Regions from separate parts of the Homo sapiens genome. Here region 2 is linked to region 1. Evidence: chromatin contacts called from ENCODE Hi-C or POLR2A ChIA-PET data. All regions are on one chromosome and are shown on one strand. Each heading gives the region's core, a stretch centred on a gene start or an enhancer-like site at or near the end of the contact. The rest is flanking DNA. Distances are from core to core; before and after follow the strand shown. Region 1 holds the start of SLC8A1-AS1 (SLC8A1 antisense RNA 1). Region 2 overlaps MAP4K3-DT (MAP4K3 divergent transcript).

What was found. Hi-C counts contacts between places; a loop is a spot of excess contacts on that map. ChIA-PET counts read pairs that join two places held with the same protein, here RNA polymerase II (POLR2A). Pooled maps may share reads with other maps.
Region 2: a loop to region 1 is called in a pooled map, with 2.3 times the contacts of the local background. The contact joins the enhancer-like site here to the promoter of SLC8A1-AS1 in region 1. A Hi-C loop is called at or near these places in 1 of 168 maps with a recorded cell type or tissue (A673) and 10 of 50 pooled maps. POLR2A ChIA-PET finds 5 or more read pairs at or near these places in 1 of 52 experiments (OCI-LY7).

Annotation. Positions count from the first base shown.
Region 1 is chr2:39,915,519-39,919,899 of GRCh38, reverse strand. It overlaps SLC8A1-AS1 (SLC8A1 antisense RNA 1), which reads right to left and starts at 2,266. Exons shown (of 5, transcript NR_038441.1): 1 at 2,241-2,266.
Region 2 is chr2:39,511,321-39,515,701 of GRCh38, reverse strand. The region is part of intron 3 of MAP4K3-DT (MAP4K3 divergent transcript); the gene reads right to left. Among named protein-coding and RNA genes, the nearest start is that of MAP4K3-DT, 76 kb to the right of the region's middle. RefSeq lists enhancers at 1-67, 3,300-3,594 and a silencer at 156-376. Within about 2 kb of position 1,986, at least 22 of the 41 ENCODE cell types and tissues checked have a DNase peak (open chromatin) inside an H3K27ac peak, as active enhancers do; they include A673, where a contact is called at or near this core.

The DNA of each region.
Region 1 (4,381 bases), core at 1,017-3,516:
TCATACCATGCCTGCTGTCCAGGGTCCCAAGGGCCCACCAGCCTGCCTGGCCCCTTGCTGCTGCTGCTGCTGTCTTCACCTGAGTAAGCCATCTGGAGGCCCAAGAATCAGCCTACCTGGAACCACTTGGTGCTGGCACGTGCACTGCCCTGTTGCCCAAGGACAGGCATGTTCCACCTACTACTGTCATCACTGCAGATGAGGACTGACACAGCTGGTGTCTTCATCCCCAGCAAATCTTCACCACAGCCTCTACTAATGACTGCACCCTAAACCACTAAGGAAATCAGACACCACTGACACTGTTTACAAGCAAAGAAATTATACAGAGACTAGACCATTGCATGCACCCAGAATCAAAGCCAAAGTGCCCTAACCAACCAACACCATAGATACATCTTCAGGAGAAGTCCTCCCAAGAAAGCAAATCCAAAAAATTAGAAGAAGCCGCTGTTACTCCAGATGCACCAGATATCAATGTGAGGACACAAAAATCATAAGAAAATATGACACCTCCAAAGAAATACAATAATTATCTAGCAACAGATTACAATGAAAAAAACTTACAAAAATCCTGGAAAAATAATTCAAGATAATTAAAGAAGCTCAATGAGATACAAGAGAACACAGGTAAATAATACAAAGAAATCAGAAAAACAGTTTAGGATATGAATGAGAAATTTACCAAAGAGATATCATAAAAAATAATCAAACAGAAATTCTGGAAATGAATAATTCAATGACCTAACAGACATTTATAGAACATTTCATCCAACAGCTGCAGAATACACATTCTTCTTACCAACACATGGAACATTCTCCAGGATAGACCATATGTTAGGCCACAAAACAAGCCTCAACAAATTTTTAAAAATGGAAGTCACATCAAGTATCTTTTCAGACCACAATGGAATAAAGCTAAAAGCAATAACAAGAGAAACTTTGGAAACTGCAAATACATGAAAATTAAACAACATGCTCCAGTATGACCACTGGATCAATGAAGAAATTGAGCAAATCAAAAAATATCTTGAAATACAGTATACCAAGACCTATGGGATATAGATGGAAGTACACAGCACTAAATGCCTACATCAAAAAAGTAGAAAGATTTCAAATATGCCATCTAACAATGCACTTCAAGGAACTAAAAGAGAAAGAAAAACCAAACACACAAGTAGAAGGAAATAAATTTTAAAATTAGAACAGAACTAAACAAAAGAGACCAAAAACAATATAAAAAAATCAATAAAATGAAAAGTTGGTTTTTTGACAAGATAAACAAAATCAATAGCTAGACCAACCAAGGAAAAAACTAGAGAAAACCCAAACAATCAGAAATGAAAAAGGAAACATTACAATTGGTACTACAGAAACAACAAAGATCAGAGACAATTATAAACAACTATATGCCAACAAAGGTGGAAAACCTAGAGGAAATGAACAAATTTTTGGACACATACAACCTACCAAGATTGAATCAGGAATAGAATACCTATACAGAGTAAGGAGCAAAGAGTTTGAATCAGTAGCAAAGTCTCCCAACACAGAAAAGCCCAGGACTAGATGGCTTCACTGCCAAATTCTACCCAACTTGCAAACAACACCAATTCTTCTCAAACTATCTTAAATTGAGAAGGAGGGAATTCTTCCCAACTCATTCTACAAGGCCAGCATTATCCTGATACCAAAACCAGACAAAGACACAACAACAACAAAGAAAACTACAGACCAATATCCCTGATAAGCATAGATACAAAATTCCTCAAAAAAATACTAGCAAACCAAATCCAACAGCACATCAAAAAGATGAAACACCACAATCAGGTAAGATTTATCCCAGGGATGCAAAGATGGTTCAACACGCACAAATCAATAAATGTGATACATCACATCAACAGAATGAAGGACAAAAACCATATGCTCTTCTCAATAGATTTTTAAAAAGCATCTGATAAAATTCAGCATTTCCTCATGATAAAACCTCTCAACAAAGTAGGCACAGAAGAGAACTTACCTCAACATAACAAAGGCTGTATATGACAAACCCACAGTAAACATGATATTGAGTGGGGAAAAGCTGACATTCTTTCCCCTAAGAACTAGAAAGAGTTCCTAGGGGAAAGAGTTTCACTTTCACCACTAGAATTTTACTTAATGTATTAGTGCATTCTCACACTGCTATAAAGAACTGCCTGAGACTGGGTAATTTATAAAGAAAAGAGGTTTAATTGACTCACAGTTCTGCATTGCTGGGGAGGCCTCAGGAAACTTAACAATCATGGCATAAGGAAAAGGAGAAGCACACAACTTTGTAGGGAGGAAGGTCAGAGTGAGCACAAGCAGGGGAAATGCCAGATGCTTATGAAACCATCAGATCTCATGAGAACTCACTATCATGAGAATAGCATGGAGGAAGCTGCCCCCAAGATCCCATTACCTCTACCTGGTCCTGCGCTTGACATGTAGGGATTATGGAGATTACAATTCCAGGTGAGATTTGGGTGGGAACATACAGCCAAACCATATCACATAATATTAGAAGTCCTAGCCAGACCAATCAGGTAAGAGAAATAAAAGGCATTCAAATTGGAACAGAGGAAGTCAAGTTGCTCTCTTTGCAAATAACTTAATCTTATATCTAGAAAAAACTAAAAACTCCATTAAAAACCCTCAATTTGATATATACATTCAGTGAAGTTGCAAGAAACAAAATCAACATGCAAAAATCATAGCATTTCTATACATGATTAGTGACCTAGCTGATGAAGCAATCAAGAAAACAATCCCATTTACAACAGCTATAGAAGTAAAATATAATACCTACGAATCGATTTAACCAAAAAGGTGAAAGACTTCTATAAGGAAAAGTACAAAACACTGATGAAAAAAGTTGAACACAAATAAATGGAAAGACATCCCATGCTCATGCGTCAGAAGAATATTGTTAAAATAACCATACTACCAAAAGCAATCTACAGATCCAATGCAATCCCTATCAAAATACTAATGTCATTTTTCACAGAAATAGAAAAAACAATCCAAAAATTTATATGGAAGCTGAAAAGAGCCAGAATAGCCAAAGCAATCCTGAGTAGAAAGAACAAAGCTGGAGGCATCACACCACCTGACTTCAAAATATGTTACAAGACTCTAGTAACCAAAATTGCATGGTACTAGTATAAAAACAGACACATAGGCCAGTGGAAAGAAACAGAGGCCCCATACATAAATTCACATAGTTACAACAAACTGATTTTTTTTTATAAAGGTGCCAAGAACATATTGGGAAAAGGACACTCTCTTCAATAAATACTGCTGGGAAAACTGAATATCAACATGCAGAAGAATGAAACCCGATCCCTATCTCACCATATGTAAAAATCAAGTGAAGATGGATTAAAGGTAAATGTAAAACCCAAAACTATAAATCTATTAGAAGAAAACATAGTGGGACCAGGTGCAGTGGCTCATGCCTGTAATCCCAGTACTTTGGGAGGCCAAGGCAGGAGGATCACCTGAGTTCAGGAGTTCAAGACCAGCCTGGCCAACATGCCGAAACCATCTCTACTAAAAATTCAAAAAAAAATTAGCCAGGCATGGTGGCATGCATCTGTAATCCCACCTACTCAGGAGGCTGAGGCAAGAGAATAGCTTGAACCCAGTAGGTGGAGGTTGCAGTGAGCGGAGATTCCATCACTGCCCTCCAGCCTGGGCTACAGAGTGAGACTCCAGCTCAAAAAAAAAACAAAAACAAAGCAAGAAAGCAACCAAGGAAGGAAGGAAGGAGGAGAGGAAATAAGGAAGGAAAACATGGTAACATTGGTCTAGGTTAAGATTTTATTATGGCTCAGACCTCAAAAGCACAGGGAACAGAAACAAAATAGACAAGTGGGACTTTATTAAATTGAAAAGCAGCTCAGCACTTTGGGAGGTTGAGGAGGGAGGATCACTTGAACCCAGGAGTTGGAGGCTGCAGTGAACTACATTCATGCGACTGCACTCCAGCCTGGGTAACAGAGCAAGACTGTCTCTAAAAAATAAATAAACTGGAAAACTTCTGCATACACTAGAAATCAATAGAGTGAACAGACATCTGTTGAATGGGAGAAAATATTTGCAAATTATTCATCTGACAAGGGACTTAGTAATCAGTAGACATTAAAGTAAACTCAACAGCAAAACAAATAATCTCATAAAAAAGTGAGTAAATGTCATAGACATTTCTCAAAAGAAGACATACAACAGGTAAATGGGTCAACAGGTATATGAAAAAATACTCAACATCACTAATCATCAGGTAGATGAAATCAAAACCACAATGAAATATCATCTTACCCCAGTTAGAAGTACTATTAGAAACAAGGCAAAAAAAATAGCA
Region 2 (4,381 bases), core at 737-3,236, 400 kb after region 1:
GCAGCAAACGCTATTGTAAATACAGAGGAAGTTGCAACTAGTGATCAGCCTTTCTCCTGGTGCCACTCAATCTCCCAGAAATAAGAACTAAAGCTTCCCCTCCATCAGTTTAAACAATCTCTTTGCTCGAGGCTGCAGATGCCACCACTGTTGGGAGCTAGCAGTGACAGGGCTGCTGCCTTGGGTTATCACTGTGGCTCAGGCGTCAATCAAATTGACCTTTTCAAATTGCACCAACACATCTCGCATTCACAGAAATGGTCTGCTGTGACCTTCACAACAATTGTTCCTAACCACTTTAGGAAGTTCTGGGGGAAGGAAGTAAGTAGGTAGGGCGGAGATGGCTGTATACATACCAGGGTCAGGAACACCTGTAGAGTACGAAAGCAACAGGAAGTCTGCCCAAGAGTCCCAACTTTCCTCCATGAAAAAGCGCTCTGTCAGATTCAGGCATTATGTTTCCATATAAAAGTATAACCCGGGTCTGGGAAATTTATAAATCATTACTTTTAAACTTTACAGAATCTGATAGCACGGGACTGTCAGGGAGCCAGGAATCTGCATTTTTATCAAGCCCACCGGCTGCTACTAGTACAGGTGGTCTGTGGCTCAGACTTTGGAACACTGTGCTATAAGGAATTGTGAGTCATTGTCAGGTTAGCATGGAGGAACTGGTAACACAGATGAACATTGCACCTGGATGCCAGGCCAGGCTTTGGCAGTCTGTATGACCGACCCTGGGTAAGACAATTTAATTCTCTGAGACTAAAGGCCTCAGGACTAGACAGAAGACCTTCAAAAATTTAGAAATAGCTTCTAAATTACGGCCCAAAGGCCTACAGATTTGGAGCACTGGTCCAAACAGAAGGACCAGGGTTCTGCAGGCATGCCCTGAACACTCACTGAAGTTCTTCGTTGCAGAAAACTCCAGCAGCCAAGGTGGAACCTCTTGCCCAGGGCTGCAGTCCTAGAACTCTGTGGTCATGGGATGCAAGAACTGCATCTTTGCTCTCAGCCATTTCCAAGTAGGAGAAAGGGAAAGGAAGAAGATTCTATTTATGTAGTGCATTATATGCATTATTTTTTAAATTCTCACTTAACCCTAGTATCATTAGTCTCCTTTTGAAGATGAGAGAATTGAAGATCAAAGATGTGAAATAACTTGCCCCAATTCCCCCAGGTCTCATGGCTATAGAATGCTTGAACTGAAATTTCAGTTCATGTCTTCCAAGATCCAGGTGCCATGTTCTTTCCACAAAACCATTCAGAACTGGAAGTTTTGCTGTGGCCATCCTGAAGGCCTGGCTGTTTGGAAACCCTCCAGATACCCTCACCTCTCCCTGACATCCATCCCACACCTGTTCACCACTCTACTTCAGAATCTCACACACCCTGGGTCTTTCCTCCATCCCTGACCTCCAGCTGATCGCTCAGCTGAACTCATTTCTTATCCCTACAACTTCTTGACTCCCAGTAATTAAAATACATCAGCTGCCACTTCTCCTGGGCTGAGGAGGATGTTTCTGGCCCACAACTACTCCAGCCACTGACTTCAAGATCAAGTCAGCTGGGTCCTGGAAAACTCAGTGTATCCCTAAGGATTTCCATGAATTGAGAATCTCTAAATGAATGCTTAAGAGGCATTTGTGCACTTACTGATTCTAACCCACACATACACAAGCACATACACACAAACAAATATGCACACACAATACACATACACATACACACACAGAGATCTCTTCTCAACTCAGGGCAGAGATATAGAAAACCCTCAGGGAGAAACCAGTGCCCTTCTATTAGGAGATGACACATCAAACTTCAACTTCCTAACAATAGTGATTATTCTGGGATGCTGGGCACCCCCTAGTGGGAGTAATGGAGAGAGAAGACAGACTGTTTTGGTGCTGTTCTCAGTAACCCATTCCACCCACAACTTCCTGCCCCTTCGCTGCCTTCTCTTTCCAGCCCATCTCACTGTTCTTGGAATGATTCATTCTTCCCACGATGATTGGGCCTTTTGCCCCATAAAACCCTCCCTCTCTTTACAGACATAATGGACTAAAACTAAGCAGAAGGCAACTCAGGCAGAACAGCAGGAAAAACTTCCTATGGGGAGAGCGATTAAAATCTGAAATGACCTTACAAGGCAAACTAAGTAAGACCTAACTGCACTGGGCAGAACAATAGAGAATATCTCAGAAAGATATTCTTGGAGATGAAGAGGATGAGGGAAAAGCTATTTCCCTGATTTCATATATTAATGCCCCCATCCAACACTCTCAGACTGATTTCATGACAATATAAATGCCCTGTGCTACATCTAACCCCTTTTAAGACCAAGAGAACACCCAACATTTATACATTTGAAATAAACAGATGAAGCCTGTCCCAGCAGAGTGGCAGCTCATCCATGAACTGGGCACTATGTAGTACTGTGGGACATTCTGAACATTTGTGTACTAATACCCACTCTTTTCAAGGCCACTGCCATAGCTCCCCACGACGGGATGAGTCCTACTATACTGTAAACAATAAAGTGTTTTCTGAGTGTTTACGTTATACCAGGCTCAAGATTCGTAAGCATTTTTAAGACATGCGCACATCTAGTTCAGTCCCTTCTCCAAACAAGGGCCTTAATAAAAGATAGGGAGAGTAACATATTTAAGTGCATGCGCAAAGAATCCTTCTGGGCATATTCACAGTTCTTATTTTAGTTAAGTATTTGATAACTTGTTCACTGGGTAAGGGGCCAGCCAGTCTCATCTTGGGGACCAGTGCCTGTCTCTAGTAGATGTGACAATTATACAGCACCCACCTTCATGCAGAGCTTTGGTTGTTATGATCTTATTCCTTCCTAGATTTGAGTCATCAGCTCATTAGTGCCCATTCAACTTAGCCTTCCTCTGATGAATCCTCTAAAACCTTGCTCATAATTTTACCGATACCAGCACAGGATTTTCTCTGCTATGCCTCCTGCTTCATCTGGAGCCTAGTGACTTGGAGAGTCTAATCTCACAACTGCTTACAATGTTAATCCCTTTCATCTCTTCTTTTAGAACCATGTGGTGATGTTCATCTTTCTGACAACCAAGAACCTTGGAAGAATCTCTCGCCTCAGGCGCTCCTATTTTTGTGCCTAGCTCGGCCGCCTTCCAAATCACCAGAGGCATCATAGAATGCAACTGTCTGTGGAGGGTTGGAGGACGAATTGGACACAAATTCATTGGACGGCTGAAGGAAAAAAGAAAGGTCAAGGATGCTCCAGCTTGGCCAGCCTCGCAGGCCTGACAGCAGAAGCTGGAATTCTTTCTTTTATAACTTGGGCTTGAATTAAAGGCATTTTTTTTTAGTCCAGAGACCTTTGGCCTTCACTCCAAACAGAACACTCAGTGGGGTGGAGCAAGGCTGTCTGTTGGCAGGAAGGGCATGCTGACCTCTGGCCCTAATGCCTTCCCTAACCTGGAAAGACATAAAAGCTGTGGTGAGTTAGCTGAGCCACCTGGAGGGCTCTGTCAGTATGTAGAATGTTCTAAATCATGTAAGGGGCCCTGCCTTTGTAAAGAAGAGTGGTGATGTGTTTATGGGCTCAGAGAAGAAAACATATGGAGAGAAAATGAGAATTAAGAAGAATAAACCTAACTAGTGGCTGCTTTGGGTGTCTAGAAGACAAGTAAAACTCAGAAAAGAGGCCCCAGTTCTGAGAGGCAGAGATAAGGGAACTTCCAGTACATCTGTCTCTATTTTCAGAAGAGATAAAAACCAAATCATAAATCTAAAGATGAAGGTACATTCATCTGGGGAGAGGACTAAACAAGCTGTTATATTTCAAACAGCTATTAGGATTGCAAAAATGAACACTTTTAACTTGCTAGTGGAAGCATTTCTTTCCTGCAAGTCACCTTGGATCAGATTAGACAACAAAGAGAAGATAACAAAAAATTATTTTTTTGTGCAGGCTAAGAAGCATTAATTTAGGCTCTTTGTACTAAGCTAGATTCCCGTCCTGGATGCTTTCCAAGAAAAAGCAAAAAGTGAGCAACCAGAGCAGTTATGGGAAATTCAAGTGTGTGCTTTGTTGGGAAGGATGAGAACGGGGGGTTCCGCTGGCCCAGAGCTGCAAACGAAATCAATGGTCTGCAGCTTGGGAGGTGACCAGAGGACCCAGGCCACTGGATCAGGCGCTCAGAGAGCCAGCATGAGCCTTCAAGGCAGTGCTTGTGGGCAGGAGGACAGGTCTGAGCTTCCTGCCAGTGCCTATGGCAAGTTGGATATGTATTTGCCAGTATCCCCAAGGGAAGGGGTTCTGTGCCAGCTGGAGCTCTCTCAGGAAAGACAGGTAGCTCTCAGATGAAGTCCAAGGAAACCAGGTGAGGGCTTG